Linked DNA regions of Homo sapiens: region 1 is linked to region 2. A link is an interaction called in ENCODE POLR2A ChIA-PET data of the cell type or tissue named here. Cell type or tissue: endothelial cell of umbilical vein. All regions are shown on one strand. Each heading gives the region's core, and the rest is flanking DNA. Links, peaks and the distances in the headings are about the cores only.

The links. Peaks named below come from ENCODE experiments on the same cell type or tissue, not always from the same donor. Only the 100,000 strongest peaks of a DNase experiment are listed, where the experiment ranks them.
Region 1: POLR2A ChIA-PET joins it to region 2 with 5 read pairs; 2 of 35 experiments call an interaction of 5 or more read pairs at or near these places.

Annotation. Positions count from the first base shown.
Region 1 is chr12:112,834,255-112,839,637 of GRCh38, forward strand. It overlaps RPH3A (rabphilin 3A), which reads left to right. Exons shown (of 22, transcript NM_001143854.2): 4 at 2,237-2,248. Among named protein-coding and RNA genes, the nearest start is that of RPH3A, 45 kb to the left of the region's middle. In endothelial cell of umbilical vein, for the core only: no CTCF peak of the experiment used is centred there; no DNase peak of the experiment used is centred there; H3K27ac peaks cover 2,584 bases.
Region 2 is chr12:112,702,167-112,707,549 of GRCh38, forward strand. It overlaps a transcript of RPH3A not described here. Among named protein-coding and RNA genes, the nearest start is that of MIR1302-1, 9.7 kb to the left of the region's middle. In endothelial cell of umbilical vein, for the core only: no CTCF peak of the experiment used is centred there; no DNase peak of the experiment used is centred there.

The DNA of each region.
Region 1 (5,383 bases), core at 85-5,084, 130 kb after region 2:
CTTTCACTCAGTGTAATTATTTTGAGATCCAATCATATTGTTTTGTATATCAATAGTTTGTTTCTTTTAATTTCTGAATATTATTCCATTATGTGAATATGCCACAGTTCATTTACTCATTTATCCGTTGATGGACCATGGGTTTGGGCTAGTACAAATAAAACTTTGTATAGACACATACTTTCATTTCTTTGGGGTAATTACCTAAGAGTGGAGTGTTTCAGTCACATGGTGGATGCCGGTTTAACTTTTAAGAAACTGTCAAACTGTTTTTCAAGTTTACTGTATCATTTAAAATTTCCACCAGAAGTAGATGAGAGTTCCAGCTTCCCTACCACCTCAGCAGCACTTGGTATGATCAGTCTTCTTAATTTTAACCTTCTTGATGTGTGTATAGTGGTATTTCATTGTGGTTTTAATTTGCATTTCCCTAATAATTAATGATGTTAGACATACTAATATAAAATTTTTTCATTCGTGTAACTTTTTGTTGAAGTATCTTTTCAAATCTTTTGTCCATTTTTAAAATCAGGTAATTCATCTTCTTGTTATTAAGTTTTACAAGTTTTCTTATGTTATAGATAAAATCCCTTGTGGATATACATGTTACAAATACTCTCTCCAAGTCTGTTACTTTCCTTTTCCATAACAGAGTCTTTTGAAGAGAAAAAGTTTTTATTTTAATTCAATCTATTTGGTTTATTTGTTTAGAAAGGGAGAGGGATCTTGGAGAATTTCCTTACTTTCTAGAAATCCCAGAGCTGCATTTTTTTTAAAGTTTGCTTTAATTTTTCTAGGATCTAATTTTATATTGGTGAAGGGTCTTTCTGAATATTTAGTCCACCCATATACTCCACAGCAAATGTCTCATGTCTGTTTACTACTTCTTCTATCTAATACCTCCTCCAGTTCTACAAGTTTTACAGTTTTGAAGACACTATTGAACTCTGTTCGTTTCCTTTTTTCATAGGAAATTGCTAGTTTCCAAAGCCCTTTTCATGATGTCTTCTTGCAGCCAAACTTATTTTACAGAGAATATTTCCTCAGCCAAAAAGTGTGTCTCTGTAAGATAAACAGTTGCCTGAAGGGTGGATGGGGTAAAATATTTATTTTATTTAAGAAATGTCAGTTAATTAAAATTCCATCCATCAGAGTTTACTTTAGTCGATATGAAGCCAAACAATTTGCCTTACAATTAAATTAAAATTATCCAAACAGTCTGGACGCCATTTCATTAAAGTGTTCCTCGGCTCCCATGAAACATCTTGGCATTCTGAATGCATCTGGCTGCTTGATTGCTGCTGCCTCTTCTTCAGATATTAAAATTATTTTCCAATAAATGCTAATGGGTGAATTACAGTCATCACACATGCTATCTAGTCTGCTGCAGTGGTGGTGAACTAATGCAGACACTTATAATGTCTTTCTCCAGTAAATTAACAAATCTAGTCATAATTAACTGCTGGCTAGCTAGATACGCTTCCTGCTTTTGTTATTTTCAAATGTCTTTCTCTCTCACCCTCCTTAAATTTAATGATCATGTTTGAAACCAACAACAGGGGAATTTGAGAGAAATGAATGCGTTTTCTTCTTGCTTGGTTAGGGCAATGGTTCAGTTTTCATGTTAAGAATACATGGGGAGAAATGCTGGTCTTTGACAGTTGATACTTCTATCTAGCATTTAAGTCTGCAAGCCAGAGAGTGCCAGACATGGAAGGAGGAAACTGAGGCACAAAGAGATGATATGACCTGCTTTTGGTTGCTTGCCTCATAATCGGAGATGCTGGTCTCCGGTCTAGAGTGGAAGAACTTGCCTCCCCAAACTGGGGAACTACAAGGTCTACTGTTCAGGGCCGATTGCTCTACCTAGTATGGTCCTTGTCCCCCAGTGTTTGAAATAACAGAAAGCAAGAATGATGATGGCCATGAGATCATTCAGTGATTCCTTTTTAGTGCCCTTAAACCATTATTCAAATACATACACAATCAGCTCAGTTAATTAATAAGCCAAACTGGCTGGTCAATTTAATCAAAGATGTGAATTTCATAATGCTATGTTGAAGCAGCCTTGTGTTAGATATGCTGAAATAAGGTAATAATGGCTGAAACAAAATGGAAGTAGGTCATCATAATTCAAGCTACGTGAGTGTTGCATCCAGACAGTGTAGATATTGTTATGATTTCTTACCTAACTTTATTCATTTTTTCTTTCTCTCCTTTCTCTGCCTTCCTTCAGTGATAAAGAACAGTGAGTATTTTATAACACTTATTTATTTATTTTTTACAAACTGTATTTTATCTCTTTCTCTGATCAAGGTGGCTTTCCCCTAAAGAGAGATGGTTAAAAAAGGAACTAGCAAATTTTAAACATTTTTTTAAAAAGCTAAGTTAAAAAAAACACCCACACCCATCTTAGGAAAAAATATTTATAAAATTAAAAAAAAAACTCATACCAAACTTGATAAAAGGATGGAAGATATTTCTTAGCCCTCAATTCTTGTTAGTGATTTGTAGGATTTCAGCAAGTTTATTGGCCACTCAGTGCCCTTGTTTCTGCAGCATTTTGCTGGAGAACACTGTTCTGCGATAAGGAAAATGTTAACTCTAATAACTGCTACCATGAATAAAAGATGACGATGAACAGGGCAGGGCTCTGGATTGTTATGTGCTGTACATTTGGTCTTTGTTGCCTCATCAGAGGTCATCCTGATTTCCCAGCAAAACACCTTTGAAGCAGAGGCCCTATCTTTTCTCACAACTTTTGTGTTTTTAATTGGATTCATTTCCTAAATATGCATGACAGATTGGATGACGGGTCCAATAAATGAGCAACCAGACTGCAAAGCAGCCCCATCTTCAGTTGCGTGCACACATTCAGAAACTATGGAAAGTCATTTTTACCTCTCTCCCCGCAATCATGGGACTCTGGGACTCACGGTCCCTGTGGCCTGGGACACAGCCCTTCAACTCCTTGAGCCTTGGTTATCTTGTTTGTAAAATAGGCACAATAACCCTGCCCCTCCCTCCTCACTGGCTGGTGGTGGGATCGAATGAGATGTTTGCAGGAAAGCTTTATCAACTGTAAAGCTTAACCAAACAAAGTTAGATGAAGGTGTGAATTACAGCCTTGCCTTACCCTTATGTTTATATAGGACTCTTGCACAACTTTTTCAGCTTTTTTTTTGGAGAAAAATAACATTATCAGGCCCAGAATGCTCTAAAGATTTAGTTAACACAGCTAATACTTAGCCAGGAGACCCAGGAAAATTCTTCTCCCTGCCCTGTGCCTCAGTTTCTCCATCTGTCAGGTGAGAGCTTTGAACAAGCTGCCTTGTAAAGACTATTTGAATGCTCTACAAGCTCTGTTTTTGGCTGGCAAGACCCTGGACAGGCAAGATCTGCTTTCTATGAAATCATGAATATATTATTCAGACATGCTGGAGAGAGATGCTGAGTCATTGTCAGATGACAAATATGAACATCACCAGAGAGAAGTTCATGACTCCAAAAGGTCTCAGGGTTCTTAGAGGCTTCATGAATGCTGCAGGTTGAAAGGTAGCATGTTCATCCTCTTCCCCTCTGTCCTTCATCCCCAGGCTCCTCCCCTCCTTCCCTCCCTCCTTCCCCCCTCCCTCCCTCCTTTCCTCCCTCCCTTCCTCCCTCCCTTCCTCTATTAATAAACACTTACCCCAAGTACCTACTAAATACCAAGCACCATGCTAAGCACCAGGGACACAGTTAGCCAAGTATAAAGATATGTCTAGTGGAGTCTACAAACAAATAAAGGGCCAGTCACCAACAAATACACTCTAGTATGTGCAGAGCTATAATCATAGAATCAGAGTGAACTGTGGAGCACAAAGACAGTCACCTAGCTCAGACCTGAGGGTGATGATGGAGAGCTTCCTGGAAGAAGTGATGTGTAAGCTGAGACCAGGAGAGGGAGGAGCACTACGTGGAGGAGACAGAGGAGTTCCCAGTGGGGGACACGGCATCTGCCAAGCCCAACTGTGAGAGAGAACATGGGATTTTATAAGAACAGAATGGAATTCAGTCTGGCTAAAAAGATTAACAGGACCCCCAGGTCCCGTTGGCATTCTGAGGATGTGGGGGACCCACAGCATCCCTTCTGCACTCCCATTAGTCTGGTTGGGGTAAATTTCATCCAAAGGGGCCTTTATACCAGCTGGGCATGGGCAAAAGGTTCTGTGGTGTGGCTGCCCCTCCTTTTCTTCAGGATTCATTAAAATCCCATTCACTGTGCTATAAAGAGACTTCCTGCAGACACCTGCCCATGTTGGCATCCAAGGGGAAGGGAGGGGGAGAAGAAGAAAGAAAAGAAAAAGGATTAATTTTCTGCACACCTCTGCTGTTGAATGCTTCAGAGCCTTCATGCCCCGACAGCATTTCCATCATCCCACTCCTTTAGGGAGTTATAATTTATTAATAGAGACATCTGGCGAGTATTTATTATGTGACTGTTGTGTGCATGCAATGAAGAATCAAGGTGGGAGGCAGGAAAGATATGGAAGGCTGTCCTTTGCCTTCCATTTTGCCCTGTTTGTATTTCAGGGGGAAACATCTATGAGGGCTTCTACCTGGAGTCTGGGCTAATTTCCTTTTGTCTCGGGGTCCACCAATGCTGGCCTTGGTGGGTGGCTTCATTCTGACCCCTCATGGTGCACCAGAGCAGGTGCCTTCAGGTAGCAGATGAAGCACATTGAGAAGGCCGGGGCCGGTTTCTCAAGTCCTGGACCATCCTCTCTCCAGTCATGATTCTTGGCAATTCCCTTTCTCCTTGTGAGTCTCAGGCATCTGGGAAAATGAGCAGGTTACCACAGTGGTCTTTAGACTTTTTCTTACCAGTGAAAGTCTTTCTTTGAATAATACTTTATTCAGAAGCTAAATCTTTGAGGCAGATAAGAGTGGAGCTGGATAAAGACCTTTAGTGGCTGAAAGCATTAAAAATATCATGGTAAACATTATACAACTGGAATTTAACATAATGCTAAACTGTAAAATAAGGGTAGGAAGTCTAACAAGTTTCACTCTTTTTTTTCTTTTTTTTTGCCATGGTGAATAATGTATCAACTTTCGCTGTGTAACAAACCATCTTAAAACTCAGTGACTTAGAACAGTTACTTGTTCTCAGGGATCTGGGCTTGGTGAGTGGCTCTGTGGACTTTGGCTAGGCTCATTTATGCATCAAAGGGTTGGCTGATCTAAGATGCCAGTGGCTGGAATGATACATTCTTTTCCACATGCCTCACCTTCCAACAGGATATCCTGGGTTTTCTCATGGTGATGACAGGGTATAAGAGTAAACAGAAACACACAAGGCCTTTGGAGGCATTGCCTCTGGACTAGTGCAACATCACTCCCC
Region 2 (5,383 bases), core at 166-5,165:
TTTCCACTTTATAGACATAAACTACATGAAGACTCTCTTAGGTTTTAAAATATTCCAGGAAACTAACATCATCGCCTCTTCCCACTCCCCACTTCTTTGCCCATACTTCCCCTTCTGGTCCTATGTCAAGGCTGAAGAAAATAGCCAGATGTTGAGACTTGCAACAAATTCTCTTTGAGTTAATTATGGTCAGAGCCCAGTATTAGGAGCTGGGATGAGAGATTTGCCCAGGAGATCAGGAGTTATTCACAAAGCACTTTTGCCTGGATGGTCTGGTTTGATTATCACTAGGGAAACTGAGGCAGGTACAATGGCCTGCCTCATAGATGAAGACATTGATGCTCAGGGAGATTAAGTGGCTTGCCCAAGCCCACATGGGTGCTAGGGAACAGGTCTCCAGCCTTCATGCTCTTTGCCCTGTGCTGTGCAGCCATAGACTAGAGTGAAGGAATGGCTGTAACTGAGGAGTAAAGAAGAGTGACTGAAGAGAAGAGGGAAGAGCTGGACCAAGGGTCTGGGCCCCACTTGTAGGAGCCTTTGCTAAACTCTCTGCAAGGAGCCCCCCAAAAATGTTCTGCTGGTCAAGTGAGACACATGCCATTAGTGGAGATTCGGAGTTCTTCTTAGCATATTAAAGGACCTGACACGTCAAACTGATAAAGAAACTGGTCAAATTTTTGTATTAGGTTAATTCAACAGTGATGGCTTAGCACGGTGTGGTGGATTGAAGATCACTGCCTTAATTCTACCCCCTTCCCTGTAACATTCCCTTTCCCATCTAGTTTTGAGGGACTTGTCCACTCTGATGCTAGGCTGGGCCACATGACTTGCTCTAGCCAACAGAATGACTAGGAAGCAAGGATGTGCCAGTTCTGAGCCTGTATCTCAAGAGGATGAGGAAGCAGGGATGTGCCAGTTCTGAGACTGTTTTTCAAGAGGACTTGTGTGTTTCCACATGTTCTTTTGCACCTTTGCCATTGCCTTGAGGACATGCTTGGGGTAGTTGTTGGTCCAAGAAAGATGAGAGACAGGTGGAGTTGAGTCCAACCTGGATCAACCAACTCCCAGTGGAGTCAGATGTGTGAATAATAAACTTTTATTATTTGTGGGTTTGTTACACAGCATATTGTGGCTATAAATGATACAGAGGATGAAATAATGAAAAGGTTTTATTTATTCTCCACCATTCTTCCAGCTGAGCATTGTAAAATAGACTTTCCCATCCTTAGTCAGATTCCCCAACTTTTAGGCTAATTTAAGTCATTAAAAGTCCATTCTAGTATAGAACTGCAGTACTGAAGCCATCCTCATGAAGTTAACAAAAATTTTGGACAGAAATATAGTCATAATTCAGCATTAATCAGGCTGCACTTTGACCCACTTCCTTGTAACAGAAAGTAACATAGCACTAGATAAGGCTTTTATTTAAGAATTGCTTAAGCAGATCCTGAATTCCAGTGGAAATGCTGACACAAATCAGCTTACAAACCTCCACAGAGGAGCTGAATCAGCAATGGGAATACAGTTTCTTTATCTCCCTGTCTCACGACTTCACCCTGCATTCTTTGACCAATCCATGATCTCCACATCTGCCCACCCCAAAACCTTTAAAAACCCTAGCCCCAAACTCCTTAGGGAGACAGATTTGAGGTTTCCTCCTGTGTCTTCATTCAGCCGCCCTACTATTAAACCTCATTCTCTGCTGCAACCTGGTTTCTTGGCATATTGACTTGCCATGTGCCTTGGGCAATGAACCTATTACAATTATAACCTCAAATTGAATTTAAATCTCATCTTCTTCTCCTCCCAGATCAGACTTGAGCTACAGCTTCAACTGTTTGGAGTTGAAGGGAAAGGCATACAGTTTGCAGTGAGACACCCCTCTTTTCACTCCATTTCCTCCTATCTTTTCTCTTCTTCTTCTTCTTTTTTTTTTTTTTGAGACCGAGTTTCACTCTGTTGCCCAGGCTGGAGTGCAGTGGCATGATCTCAACTCACTGCAACCTCCACCTCCCAGGTTCAAGCAATTCTCATGCCTCAGCCTCCTGAGTACCTGGGACTACAGGCGTAAGCCGTCACACCTGGATAATTTTTGTATTTTTTAGTAGAGATGGGGTTTCACCATGTTGGGCAGGCTGGTCTCGAACTCCTGACCTCAGGTGATCCGCCCACCTCAGCCTCCCAAAATGCTGGGATTACAGGCATCAGCCACTGCGCTCAGCACCTCCATCTTTTCAAGGTGCAGATCTATGGTGCTGGGTGATGGAGAGACAGAGGGAAGGTGGCCCTTTGCTCAAAGGTTCAGTTGTGTGCTGATGGCCACAGCTGGTAGTGTGGTCTCTGAGTAGGTGGTGTGAGTGGTTTCCTTGAGGGTGGGGTTCCACTTCTCCCTGGACCCATATATCTAAGAAACTGGGAAAGCAATGCGGCTACCATCATCTCTTTCTTCCCAGAGATCCTACCCCAAGGTGCCTTCCAGTCCTGCTGATGGGGGATGCTCACCTCCTGCGATCCTGGGCCAACAGGAAGAGACCCAGTGCACATCCTGTTATTATGCTTTGTTTTGACCAACATTTCAAAAATTTATTTGGCTAAGAATCTCTTTAATATTCTGACTTTGGGAGAGTACACTGCTAATGGATTCCTGGGGAGCTTGGGCATAGTGGAGATTTAATAACCTACTCATTATATGCAGTAGATTGTTACACAAATTTTGCAATAATTATATCTTTTAAATGGGTCGTGCTAACAATCTGGAGATTAAGAACCATAAAAATGAGACTGGCTGAATTGAATGCAGTAGAGACCCAAAGTAATCGCGCTTTAAATTAGGTAGTTTGCTTCTGTCTCAAATAAAAGTTCAATCTGGTATGGAGGCTCTATGTGGTGAAACTATCTTTTCATTTCTGTTATCTTACCATGGGAGTTCTTCTTGATCTCAGGGTACAACATGGCTCACCACCATGTCCATATGCCAGCCAGTTAAAAGGGAGAAAAAGGAAAAGGTAGGGATCTGCTCCTTCTCTTTAAGGGCATGGCTCAGAGATTGCATGTGTCCTTTGTGCTAGCATCCTGTTGACTGGAATCAGTCACCTAGTCATACTTGGCTGCAAGGGAGTCTGGGAAATGTAGTCTTTATCCCAGATTGCCTTGTGTCCAGCTATAAATTCTATTTTTATGGAACAAAGAGGAGAAGATATTGGGAAACAGACAACTAGAAATTCTTGCCACCTACTCAGAGTAACTCTACTCCTTAAAAGGTATTCTAAGGAAATTCAGAAGAAGGAAAAATAATTTGTGCAAGGAGGTTTATAGTTCAATGGTACAATAAACACTATTCTTAATAAAGTTTTGTTTGTGTCCACTGCAGTGATAATTATGAAGGTAATTTAGACCCATGGAAAATTGTGTGGAAAAAAGTAGAATACAATTTCATGCACAAGGAAATTAAGATCCTTTAAAAATTAATTTTTTTAATCGAAATTTTTAAATTTTAAATGTTTTGGCATATTGACTTGTTTAATATGTTTAAATGTTTAAATTTTAAATGTTTTAAATTTAAACTTTTTTTAATTGAAATTGAGATTGGGTCTTACATCTCAGGCTTATATTTTGAGAGGTAATATTTCTTCCTTAACTGCTGTTTTAAAATCTAAGTGTATCAACAGCATGTTAAAATTTAAAGAGGTGACTGTGTCCATCCATTCATCCACCACTCCATTCATCCACCCATCTGTTTTCTAGTTCAATTATTCAATGGCTATGACTTGAGACTCTATTAGGTGCTGGGAATATGATGGATGTGGTTCCTGATTTCATGGAGCTTCTAGTTTGTTGGGAGAAACAGACCCAAACAAATAAATGTATGCATTTCCTGACAGTTGCATAGTGCTATGAAAGACAAGTATAGGATAAAATGACAAAAGATACCATGGAGACTAGAGCAGACACTTTTGGTGCCTCTCCCATATCCCCTTGGCACTAACCATTTTATTATGTGCCGACAGCATGCAACTAATTGTAAAGAACTTTATCTTGATTGTCACATATGATTCAGGCAGAAGTTCTTTGGAGTCAATGTCCCCAGGAAAGGCCCTCAACCAATGACAGATGAGAATTAGAGTATAAATACCCCAGCTTCTCAACTCTTCAGGTGGGATAACTCTGAGACATGTTTTCTCCCTGCCCCAGAACTCCTCAGTGCAATGAAGCCCCAGTCGCCCACACAGAACAGGTTCAAGGATGCACTCTTCAATGTCTTCCTTCTATTCTCTTCTCCTTTTCTCTCCCTACTGATGCTTGCTGGGATCACTTTCCAAACAAACTGCTTGAACTTACATTTCATTCTCCTGCCCTGCTTCTGGAGAAACCCTGCCCCAAATCAGGCACTTCAACAAATGAGAATGGCTTTAGGAAGTGGTTTTTACACAGAGCCTTGAATAACGCATAGAGGTTTAGCTAGGTGAAGATGGTGGATGGGTGGTCCTGACCGAGTGTCTCACTCAAGATTCTTGTTTGCAAGTAACAGAAAAGAAATCTGTTTTTCTTAAGCCAGGGATGGGAGAACTGAATGGCCCCAAATAATAACTTTGAAATGCTCAATTTTATATAGAGAGATAGGGTTTGGAGTCTGGAAGATGTCCTCTCATACTGACATTTGAGCAGAAACAGACTTAAGCTTACTCCTGCACAGGTGTAGAGGCCTTCTAGTGAGCACACAACTTACAGAGGACAAGCTTGTAGTCTGACGAGTCCCTTGATTTGGGGAAGCTGCAACACCTGGTTTCTCCGGGGAAGCCAGAGGATCCCAACAAGCCGTGACCTACATTGTTGATTCTCTGCAAGGGCTTTGTACCCCAAGAGGCAGTGGAGTGGGCAGGGGTTTTTAAACAGTGCTTCTTGCCACACTGAGGGTTTCTTTCAGCTTTCTCAGAATGGGGCCATGTAAGAGGTAAGCTGCAAATGCTCAGAGTTTCATTGTGAGATGCTTGAAGAGAGTCTTTTGATGCTAAAAAAATCATTTGAAAATGAGCTTACCTGGCTGGAATCCTATATTTGTCACTCATTAGCTGTGTGGCCCTAGGTAAGTTAATTAGCCTCTCCAAACTGCTTTATCTTCCTCCTGTCCCTTCTCCTCCTCGACCATCACCATCCACATCATTACCTAAACATTGACTATGATAATTGGTTTAGATACATTCTGCCATTGACTTCTCACACCAACCCCTTTAGTTAGGTAGTTTTACCCTAACTTTACAGGTGAGGAAACTGGGGCCTAGGAAGATTGCCTCACTTCTCCAAGATCACCCAATAGGTGGCAGGGCTGGGATTTAAACCCAGATCAGTCTGACTTCAAAGCCTGTAGTCCTAACCACAAATAGGG